Regions from separate parts of the Homo sapiens genome. Here region 1 is linked to region 2. A link is a loop called in an ENCODE intact Hi-C map of the cell type or tissue named here. Cell type or tissue: chondrocyte. All regions are shown on one strand. Each heading gives the region's core, and the rest is flanking DNA. Links, peaks and the distances in the headings are about the cores only. Region 1 has its middle 39 kb from the start of NFIC. Region 2 holds the start of SMIM44 (small integral membrane protein 44).

Region 1 (5,372 bases), core at 98-5,097, 160 kb after region 2:
CATCTGCATGTTTTGCTCTGAAGGTATTCTGCAGATGTGCTGAATGTCTAGAGTCAGCTGCCTTTAAGTGAAGGAAACGACCCTCTGTAATGTGAGTGGGCCTCGTCCAATCAGTTGAAGGATGTAAGAGCAAAATTCGGGTTTTCCCAGAGAAGAAGGAATTCTGCCTCAAGACTGGGACATAAAAATCCTCATTTCTTCAGGCACGGTGGCTCATGCCTGTAATCCCAGCACTTTGGGAAGCCGAGGCAGATGATTGCCTGAGCTCAGGAGTTCGAGACCAGCCTGGGCAACACAGTGAAACCCCGTCTTTCCTGAAATACAAAAAAATTAGCCGGGCGTGGCGGCGTGTGCCTGTAGTCCCAGCTACTCGGGAGGCTAAGCTGGAGAATCGCTTGAACCCGGGAGGTGGAGCTTGCAGTGAGCAGAGATCGCGCCACTGCACTCCAGGCTGGGTAACACAGCGAGACTCCATAAAAAAAAAAAAAGAAAAAAAAAAAGTCCTCGTTTCCAGACTGTGGGGACTGCCCTACAGTTTTTGGACCCAACACTGCAACACTGACTCTATTTCTGTTTTTTTTTTTGTTTTTGTTTTTGGTTTTCTTTTTTTTTTGGAGACGGGGACTCATTCTGTTGCCCAAGGTGGAGTTCAGTGGTGCAATCTCGGCTCACTGCAACCTCTGCCTCCTGGGTTTCAAACAATTCTTGTGCCTTGGCTGCCCGGTTAATTTTTGTATTTTTAGTAGAGACAGGGTTTCGCCATGTTGACCAGGCTGGTCTTGAACTCCTGACCTCGTGATCTGCCCGCCTTGGCCTCCCAAAGTGCTGGGATTACAGGCGTGGGCCACCGCGCCCGGCCTGCAACATTGACTCTTACCTGAATGTCTAGCCTGCTGCCCTGTTCTATAAATTTTAGACTGGCTAGCCCCCATATCAAGCAAATCAATTTTTTTTCTTTTTCTTTTCTTTTCTTTCTTTTTTTTTTTTTAGACGGGATCTTGTGCTGTCACCCAGGCTTGAGTGCAGTGGTGTGATCACAGCTCACTGCAGCCTTGAGTTCCTGGGTTCAACTCTGCCTCAGCTTCCCAACTAGCTGGGACTACAGGTGTGTACCACCACACCTGGCAAATGTATTTTATTTATTTATTAATTTGTTTGTTTGTTTGTTTTTAGAGATGAGGATACCATGCTGCCCAGGGTGGTCTCAAACTCTTGGGCTCAAGAGATCCTCCTGCCCCAGCCTCCCAAAGTGCTGGGATTATAGGCGTGAGCCACTGCACTCCACAATTCCTTAAAATCACTCTCTCTCTGTCTCTCTGTCTCTCACACACACAAACACTCCCCATTGGTTCTGTTTGAGAACCCTGACTAACACACAGCCCATCACTTATTTTTATAAATAAAGTTTTATTGGTATACACACCCACACCCACTCACTTACATATTGTCTGTGGCTGCCTATTGACTACAGGGACAGAGGTGAGTAGCTGCAATGGGGACTGCCTGGTCCACAAAGCCTAAAATATTTACGATACGGCCTTTTACAAGAAAAAATTTGCTGATATTCAACCTACAAAAACATTTAACAACACAGATGAATCTTACAAGCTTTACGTTGAGGACAAAAAGCCTGTCATTATGGGATTTAGTGTAATGTAGTTCACAGTGGGCAGTACTGATTGATTAATTTACTTTGTTATTTATGTTTGAGATAAACATATGTTCACGTTTTGGGTCTCACTGTGTTGCCCAGGCGGATCTTTAACTCCTGGCCTCAAGTGATCCTTCTGCTTCAGCCTCCGAAAGTGCTGGGGTTACAGATGTCAGCCACTGTGCCCTGTACTAATTTATGAAGACAGAAATCGGGCCAGTGCTTAACCATGGGAAAGTTAGAGACCAAGGGGGAGGATCAGGGTGACTTTGTGGGTGGTGGGGGAAGCAGAAATATTATTTTTCTTGATGAGTTCAGGGACCTGATTACACAAATCATAAATGTGTTTGGTTTGGGACAATTTTTGAGCTGTACCTTTATACTAGATATACTTTCCTATTTGTAGGTTGAATATCTATCAAAAGTTAATACAGGGCCGGGTGTGGTGGCTCACACCTGTAATCCCAGCACTTTGGGAAGCCAAGGCGGGTGGATCACTTGAGGTCAGGAGTTCGAGAACAGCCTGGGAAACATGGTGAAACCCCATCTGTACTAAAAAATATAAAAATTAGCCAGGCATGGTGGTGTGCGCATGTAGTCCCAGCTACTTGGGAGGCTGAGGCACAAGAATTGCTTGAACCTGGGAGACGGAAGTTTCAGTGAGCCGAGATTGCACCACCATACTCCAGCCTGGGTGACAGAGCCAGACTCCATCTTAAAAACAAAAAACAAAAAACAAAAAACAGTTAATATGGGCACGGTAGCTCATACCTGTAATGCCAGCACTTTGGGAGGCTGAGGCTGGGGGATCACTTGAGGTCAGGAGTTTGAGACCAGCCTGGACAACATGGCAAAATCCTGTATCTAGGCCGGGCGCGGTGGCTCACACCTGTAATCCCAGCACTTTGGGAGGCCGAGGCATGCGGATCACGAGGTCAGGAGATCGAGACCATCCTGGCTAACACGGTGAAACCCCGTCTCTACTAAATATACAAAAAATTAGCTGGGCGTGGTGGCGGGCGCCTGTGGTCCCAGCTACTCGGGAGGCTGAGGCAGGAGAATGGCGTGAACCCAGGAGGCGGAGCTTGCAGTGAGCCGAGATCGTGCCACTGCACTCCAGCCTGGGCGACAGAGGGAGACTCCGTCTAAAAAAAAAAACAAAAACAAACAAAAAAAATTAGCCGGGCGTGGTGGCAGGCACCTGTAATCCCACCTACTCCAGAGGCTGAGGCAGGAGAATCGTTTGAACCCAGGAGGTGGGGGTTGCAATGAGCCAAGATTGCACCATTGCACTCCAGCCTGGGAGACAGAGTGAGACTCCGTCTCAAAAAATAAAAAAATTTAAAAAGAAAGAAAGAAAGAGAGAGAGAGAAAGAAAAAAGAAAGAAGGAAGGAAAAGAAAGAAAGAGAAAAAGAAAAAGAAGAAAACGGATAGAAATGCATGGGGTAAATAAAAGGGAAAAGAAAGGAACCGAAGAATGAAAATCACAGGATAAACCCTTCAATAATTTGAGACGGTCATAGAAGAAGCTTTCATGGTCATGTGCTTCCCTCTAGTGACAACCACAAGCATCGCGGCCGTTCATCACTTAAATTTCAGAGGGCTGCCCATCAGAATGGCTAATAATGCTGCAGCGATTTATTGCACGGATGCATCGCTTACAAAAAAAAAGAAAAGTGCCTCTCAATGCTTATTCTGTTTATTTCCAGTCTTTTCCCGCCACAAACTAGGTGGCACTGAATATTCTTTTTTCTTTTTTTTTGATGGAGCCTGGCTCTGCCCAGGCTGGGTGGAGTGCAGTGGTGCCATCCCGGCTCACTGCAACCTCCACCTCCCAGGTTCTAGCGATTCTCCTGCCTCAGCCTCCCGAGTAGCTGGGATTACAGTCGCCTGCCACCACACCCAGATAATTTTTGTGTTTTTAGTGGAGATGGGATTTCGCCATGTTGGCCAGGCCGGTCTCAAATTCCTGGCCTCAGGTGATCCGCCCACCTTGGCCTCCCAAAGTGCTGGGATTACAGGTGTGAGCCACAGCACTCAGTCTTAATATACACACACACACACACACACACACACACACACACACACATATACATATACATATATATATTTATTTATTTATTTTATTTTGAGACAGAGTGTCACTCTTGTTGCCCAGGCTGGAGTTCAATGGCATAATCGTGGCTCACTGCAACTTCTGCCTCCCAGGTTCAAGTGATTCTCCTGCCTCAGCCTCCCGAGTAGTTGGGATTACAGGTGCCCACCACTATGCCCAGCTAATTTTTGTATCTTTAGTAGAGACAGGGTTTCACCATGTTGACCAGGCTGGTCTCGAACTCCTGACCTCAGGTGATCCACCCACCTCGGCCTCCCAAAATGCTGAGATTACAGGCATGAGCAACCGCACCCCATATTTATAGAGCCACGATCTCCCTATGTTGCCCCGGCTGGTCTTGAGCTCCTCGCCTCAAGCAGTCTTCCTGTGTCAGTCTTCCAAAGTGTTGGGATTATCGGTGTGAGCCACTACACCTAGCCTTATTGTAGTTTTAACTTGAATCTACCTTCCTATGAATCAGGGTGAACATTTTCTCATATATTTTAATTAATTTATTTATCTATTTTTTATTATTTATTTTTGAGACAGGGTCTCTCTCTGTTGCCCAACACTGGAGTGTAATAGCGTGATCTCGACTTACTGTAACCTCCGCCTCCCGGGTTTAAGTGATTCTCCTGCGTCAGCCTCCTGAGCAGCTGGGACTACAGTCATGAGCCACTATACCTGGCTAATCTCTGTATTTTTTGTGGAGACAGGGTTTCACCATGTTTCCCAGGCTGGTCTCAAACTCCTGAGCTCAAGGAATCCTCCCAACTCGGCCACCCAAAGTCCTGGGATTACAGGTGTGAGGCACTGTGCCCAGCCATTTTCTCACAGATTTAAAGTCCATTTTTATTACTTTTAGGTATTTTCTGTGGTGATGTGTTCATATCCTTTGCATATTTTTTCAGTTGATCTTTTCTTATTGATTTGTAGGAACTCTTTACATATTTGTTGCCCAGTAAAATTCTTTTGCAAGTACATTGCAAATATTTCTATAATGTTTGCTGTTGTTGAGGATATATATATAATGTGTGTGTGTGTACACATAATTGGATTAGAAACCAAAGTATAACATTAATCTGTACAAATCCATACTGATAGAGATTTTTTTTTTTTAGATGGGAGTCTCACTCTTGTCACCCAGGCTAGAGTGCAGCAGCACGATCTCGGCTCACTACAACTTTCACCTCCCAGGTTCAAGTGATTCTCCTGCTTCAGCCCCCCAAGTAGATGGGATTACACTTGCCTGCCACCACACCCAGCTAATTTTTGTATTTTTAAGCTAATTTTTGTATTTTTAGTAGAGATGGGGTTTCACCATGTTGGTCAGGCTGCTCTCAAACTCCTGACCTCAGGTGATCCACCTGCCTCGGCCTCCCAAACTGCTGGGACTACAGGTGTGAGCTACTGCGCCTGGTCCTTCAGTGCCAATTATGAGCCATGCTCTCTGATGTGGGGTGCTAGAGGCCCTGAGAAGGCTAGGACAGAAGTATCTCCCTCCCTGCAGTTGAGTGAGGAACAGAGACGCCTGCCAAGTCACATACAGCATGACTGCAGTGTGTGTGTGTGTGTGTGTGTGTGTGTGTGTGTGTGTGTGTGTGTGTGTGTCTGTTACATTCACA
Region 2 (5,372 bases), core at 265-5,264:
AGTGATCCTCCCACCTCAGCCTCCTGAGCAGCCAACATCCATTCTACTATGGTTCCGTGGGGCTCTCTCTCTTGCGATCTGTTCTGTCACTTTCTTGTTGGCCTCCAACCTCCCTCATCCTCACTCAGCTGATGACCTTGCTTTCGGCTTCAGTGAAAAAATCAAGCAGACCTTCCGCACACCCCACCAACAGCTGTGCCCGCCTGCCTGTCCCTGTGCCGTGCATGCTGCCTCCCCTCCTGCCTGCTAACGCTGGCTGATGAACTGTTGGTTCTGCTAGCCAAGACTTACCTAAGATCCTTGTGGCTGTGCAACAGATTACTCCAAACTTAGCAGCTTCAAACAGCTGGACTTGGGTCAAATCGTGTCCCCCGAAAAGGCTTGTCCAGGTGGTAACCCCTGGTACCCATGAATGTGACCTGATTTGGAAATAGAGTCTTTGCAGGTGTTGTTAAGGATCTCAGCATGAGATCATCCTGGATTTAGGGTAGACCCTACATCCAATGACCAGTGTCCTTACAGAGACAGAAAAGTGGACCTGAGCACAGAGGCACATGCCTATAGTCCCAGCTACTCTAGAGGCCAAGGCAGGATCGCTTATGCCCAGGAGTTCAAGACCAGCCTGGGCACCATAGTGAGACCCCCATCTCTTTAATTAAAAAAAAAAAAAAAAAGACAAGGCCGGATGCGGTGGCTCACACCTGTAATCCCAGCACTTTGGGAAGTCAAGGCAGGTGGATCACCTGAGGTCAGGAGTTCGAGACCAGCCTGGACAACATGGTGAAACCCCATCTCTACTGAAAATACAAAAATTAGCTGGGTGTGGTGGTGCATGCCTGTAATCCCAGCTACTCAGGAGGCTGAGGCAGGAGAATCACTTGAACCCAAGAGGCAGAGGTTGCAGTGAGCCGAAATCGTGTGCCATTGCGCTCCAGCCTGGGTGACAAGAGCAAGACTCCATCTTAAATAAAGAAGACAAGAAAACCCCCAGAGACAGAGGAAAGAAGACAGATACCTTTCCTGTGGGTCACGAGTCTGGGAGCAGCAAGCGTATCTGGATGTTTCTGGCTTTGGGTGTTTCATGAAGTTGCAATCAAGCTGTCGGCCAGGGCTGCCTCATCTGAAGGCTCAACTGGGGCCGAAGGAGCCACTTCCAAGGTGGCACCTTCCAATGTGACATTGGCTGCCTGAGCCACCTCTTTTCCTCACCAACTCCTCGTCCTTCTCATCAACTCACAGCCATTACTTCAGCCCTTCCCCCTTTTCTCTCCTGCCTCCTTGGTTTCCTCTCTTTACCCATCAACACAGACCAGCTGCAATGTTTTTAAAACAACAAGAAAAAGCTGGGCACAGTGGCTCACACCTGTAATCCCGGCATTTTGTGAGGCTGAGGCAGGTAGGTCACTTGAGGTCAGGAGTTGGAGACCAGCCTGTCCAACATGGTGAAATCCTGTCTCTGCTAAAAATACAGACATTAACTGGGCATGGTGGCACATGCTTGTAGTCCCAGCTACCTGGAAGGCTGAGGTATGAGAATTGCTTAAACCTGGGAAGTGGAGGTTGCAATGAGCCGAGATGGCCCCACTGCACTCCAGCCTGGGCAACAGAGGGAGAGGGAGTCTTAAAAGAACACCACCACCACCAACAAAACAAAACCCTGGAAAGTAGTCCCAGCTATTTGGGAGGCTGAAGCAGGAGAACCACTTGAACCCGGGAGGCAGAGGTTGCAGTGAGGAGATCATACCACTGCACTCCAGTCTGGGTGACACAGCGAGACTCTGTCTCAAAAACAAACAAAAATATAAAAAGCCACCCTCACCGGGCGCAGTGGCTCACGCCTATAATCCCAGCACTTTGGGAGGCTGCGGTGGGTGGATCAAGAGGTCAGGAGATCGAGACCATCCTGGCTAACACAGTGAAACCCCGTCTCTACTAAAAGTACAAAAAAAAAAATTAGCCGGGCGTGGTGGCGGGCGCCTGTAGTCCCAGCTACTTGGGAAGCTGAAGCAGGAGAATGGCGTGAACCCGGAAGGCAGAGCTTGCAGTGAGCTGAGATCGCGCCACTGCACTCCAGTCTGGGCGACAGAGAGAGACTCTGTCTCAAAATAAAATAAAATCATAAATAAAATAAAATAAAAAGCCACCCCCTTTTTTGTAGAGACAAGATCTAGCTGTGTCACCTAGGCTGGAGTACAGTGGCACAATCTTAGCTCACTCCAGCCTCCAGCTCCTGGGCTTAAGCAATCTTCCTGCCTCAGCCTCTCAAGTCCCTGGGACTACAGACATGAGCCACCACCTGGCAAGGGTCACACTTTTTTTTGTTTGTTTGTTTTTGAGATGGAGTTTCGCTCTGTTGCCCAGGCTGGAGTGTAGTGGCGGGATCTCGGCTCACTGCAACCTCCGCCTCCCGGGTTCAAGCGATTCTCCTGCCTTAGCCTCCCGAGTAGCTGGGATTATAGGCACATGTCACCACGCCTGGCTAATTTTTGTATTTTTAGTAGAGATGGGGTTTCACCATGTTGGTCAGGCTGGTCTTGAACTCCTGACCTCATGATCAGCGTTCCTCAGCCTCCCAAAGTGCTGGGATTACAGGCGTGAGCCACCACGCCCGCCCGGGAAGGCTCACACTTCTACACATTGTTGAATTTCCTCCTCCCAACACCCCAGGAAACTTTACCCACCCCATTGTAGAGAGAAGCCAGGGAACCCTGGAGAGCCAAGGTCATGCTGTGACGGGCAGAGCTGGGATTTGAACCCAGGTCTTCCTCACCACCACCTCCTACTGCCTTGTCCTGGCTTCCCTGGCCCCTGGCTACTTGGAATTCCTTGTGTTTCTCCCCAGGTTTCTCCTCTGCAATGTTCCTAACTCAGGAAATGGCAACACCATCATTGCAGGCATTTAGTCTAAAAACAGATTTTTTTAATGAAAAATCGATCCCAAGGCTGGGTGCGGTGGCACATGCCTGTAATCCCAGCACTTTGTGAGGCTGAGGCAGGAGGATCGCTTGAGCCCAGGAGTTAAAGAGCAGCCTGGGCAACATAGTGAGACCCTGTTCCTATAAAAAAAAATACAGAAAATTAGGTAGGTGTGGGGGCACAGACCTGTAGTCCCAGCTACTCAGGAGGCTGAGGCAGGAGGATCGCTTGAGCCTGGGCAGTCAAGGCTGCAGTGAGCCAAGATCCCACCACTGCACCACTGCACTCCAGCTTGGGTGACAGAGCAAGGCCCTGTCTCAAAAAAAAAAAAAAAAAAAAAAAATGTCCATCTCAAATCTGCCTACTTTCCTTCCACTAGGACCAGCTCAGTCCCCTCCTGGCTCCTCCTCTGGCCCCCATAGTCCGTTCTCCCCAAAGCAGCCACCAGGGGGCACCTGTGAGCACCTGGGTCCGGACCCATCCCTCCTCTGCCCACAGCCCTCCATGGCTCCCACATTCCTCAGGGTCTAGGCCGAAGTCTTCCTCACAGTCTACACGGCCCTGCAGGACCTGCCCTGACAGCTCCCCATCCTCCCCTCCCCCCCACTCCCCCGGCTCACTCTGCTCCAGCCACACTGGCCTCCTCACTGTTCCTCCAACACGCCAGGCACAGTCCTGCCCCAGGGCCTTTGCAGGGGCTGTGCCCTCTGCTTGGAACTCTCTTTCCCCTGGATCTCCCATGGCTGGTTCCCTTTTTCCTCCAGGTCTTTGCTCAAATGTCACCTCCTCAGTGATGCCTTGGCAGCCCAATTTTTTTTTTTTCTTGAGATAGTCTCACTCTGTCACCCAGGTTGTAGTACAGGGGTGCAATCATAGCTCACTGCAGCCTTGAACTCCTGGGCTCAAGCAATCCTCCCACCTCAGCCTCCTGAGTAGCTGGGACTACAGGCACTCACCACGCCTGGCTAGTTTTTAAAGTTTTTGTAGAGATGCAGTCTTGCTATGTTGCCCAGAGAGATCTTGAACTTCTGGATCAAGTGATCCTCTTGCCTCAGCCTCCCAAAGTGCTGGGACTATAGGCGTGAGCCACGGCGCCCAGCCACACCTCCCTTTCTAACCTAATATATCATTTACTCTAAGGTTATGTTTCTTTCTTAGCATCCATCTCCCTCCCTGGAATGTCAGGTTTTGGTCTTTCTTTTTTTTTTTTTTTTTTGTTACGGAGTTTCGCTATGTTGCCCAGGCTGGAGTGCAGTGGGATGATCTCGGCTCACTGCAACCTCCACCTCCCAGGTTCAAGCGATTCTCCTGACTCAGCCTCCCGAGTAGCTGGGACTACAGGCGCCCGCCACCACGCCCAGCTAGGTTTTGCATTTTTAGTAGAGACAGGGTTTCACCATGTTGGCCGGGCTGGTCTCAAACTCCTGTCTCAAGTGATCCGCCCACCTCGGCCTTCCAAAGTGCTGGGATTACAGGCGTGAGCTCCTGCGCCCGGCCTGGTCTTTCTTACTCATAGCTGTGTCCCAGCACCTAAGAGAGTGCCCAGCCATAGTCGCTGCTCAATACATATTCGATGAATGAATGAAGAGCCAGGCACGGTGGCGAGGACCTGTAGTTCCTGCTACTTGGGAGACTGAGGCGGGGGGATCGCTTGAGCCCAGGAGGTTGAGGGTGCAGTGAGCTATGATCGCGTCACTGCACTCCAGCACTCAGGGCGACAGAGCGAGACCCTGTCTCAAAAATAATAATAATATTAGCCAGGCATAGTGGCGGGCACCTGTAATCCCAGCTACTCCGGAGGCTGAGGTGGGAGAATCACTTGCACCCGGGAGGCAGAGGTTGCAGTGAGCTGAGATCTCGCCTTTGCACTCCAGCCTGGGTGACAAGAGTGAAACTCCGTCTCAAGAAAAATTAAATAAATAAAATAAAATAATAAGAATTAAAAAGATGAATGAATGAAGAGAGTGAGCCGGCCATGAGGAAATCTGGGCAGGGCGTTCCTGGGAGAAGGAAGCGCAGGTGCGGAGGCCCCGAGGTGGGGACGGCTGGGCAGAGTCGTGGCTGGAGCTGAGCAGGTAGGTTGCGGGTGGGCGGAAGTGATTTACAATGTGATTAACCCAGGCAGATGGTGGCCGTGGGGCAGCCGCCCAATCCTCTTAGCTCAAAGCCCCTTAATACTTCCGCTGTGTGGGTCACCTCCGGGCCTCCCCTGTGCCGGGCGGACACCATGCCGGGGCTGGCGGCCGAGGGGGAGGCCGAGGGCTGGAGCCCGTCCCCGCCGCTGTACGAGGAGTACCGGCCGCCGCCCCTGGACAGCATCCGCCTGCCCAGGTACGTGCTGTACCTGCTGCTGGCCGCGCTGGTGGTGGTGGCCGTCGCCTACGCCATCGTCGGGCACCTCATCAAAGACCTCGCCCACGACCTGGCCGGTGAGCTGCCCCCACCGAAACCCAGCT

The links. A loop is a pair of places that touch in the nucleus more often than their neighbours do. Peaks named below come from ENCODE experiments on the same cell type or tissue, not always from the same donor. Only the 100,000 strongest peaks of a DNase experiment are listed, where the experiment ranks them.
Region 1: a loop joins it to region 2, with 4 times the contacts of the local background. A loop is called at or near these places in 105 of 110 quality-filtered maps.

What each region holds. Positions count from the first base shown.
Region 1 is chr19:3,324,978-3,330,349 of GRCh38, reverse strand. No RefSeq gene overlaps it. Among named protein-coding and RNA genes, the nearest start is that of NFIC, 39 kb to the left of the region's middle. In chondrocyte, for the core only: a CTCF peak has its summit at 3,203 (motif pointing left); no DNase peak of the experiment used is centred there.
Region 2 is chr19:3,483,175-3,488,546 of GRCh38, reverse strand. SMIM44 (small integral membrane protein 44) reads left to right here and starts at 5,106. Exons shown (of 2, transcript NM_001395954.1): 1 at 5,106-5,345. The coding sequence starts at 5,144. It overlaps LOC105372246 (a long non-coding RNA gene), which reads right to left. Exons shown (of 5, transcript XR_936264.2): 1 at 5,261-5,372; 2 at 292-419. RefSeq lists silencers at 3,348-3,397, 3,408-3,457 and an enhancer at 4,790-5,328. In chondrocyte, for the core only: CTCF peaks have their summits at 3,145 and 3,357 (motif pointing right); no DNase peak of the experiment used is centred there.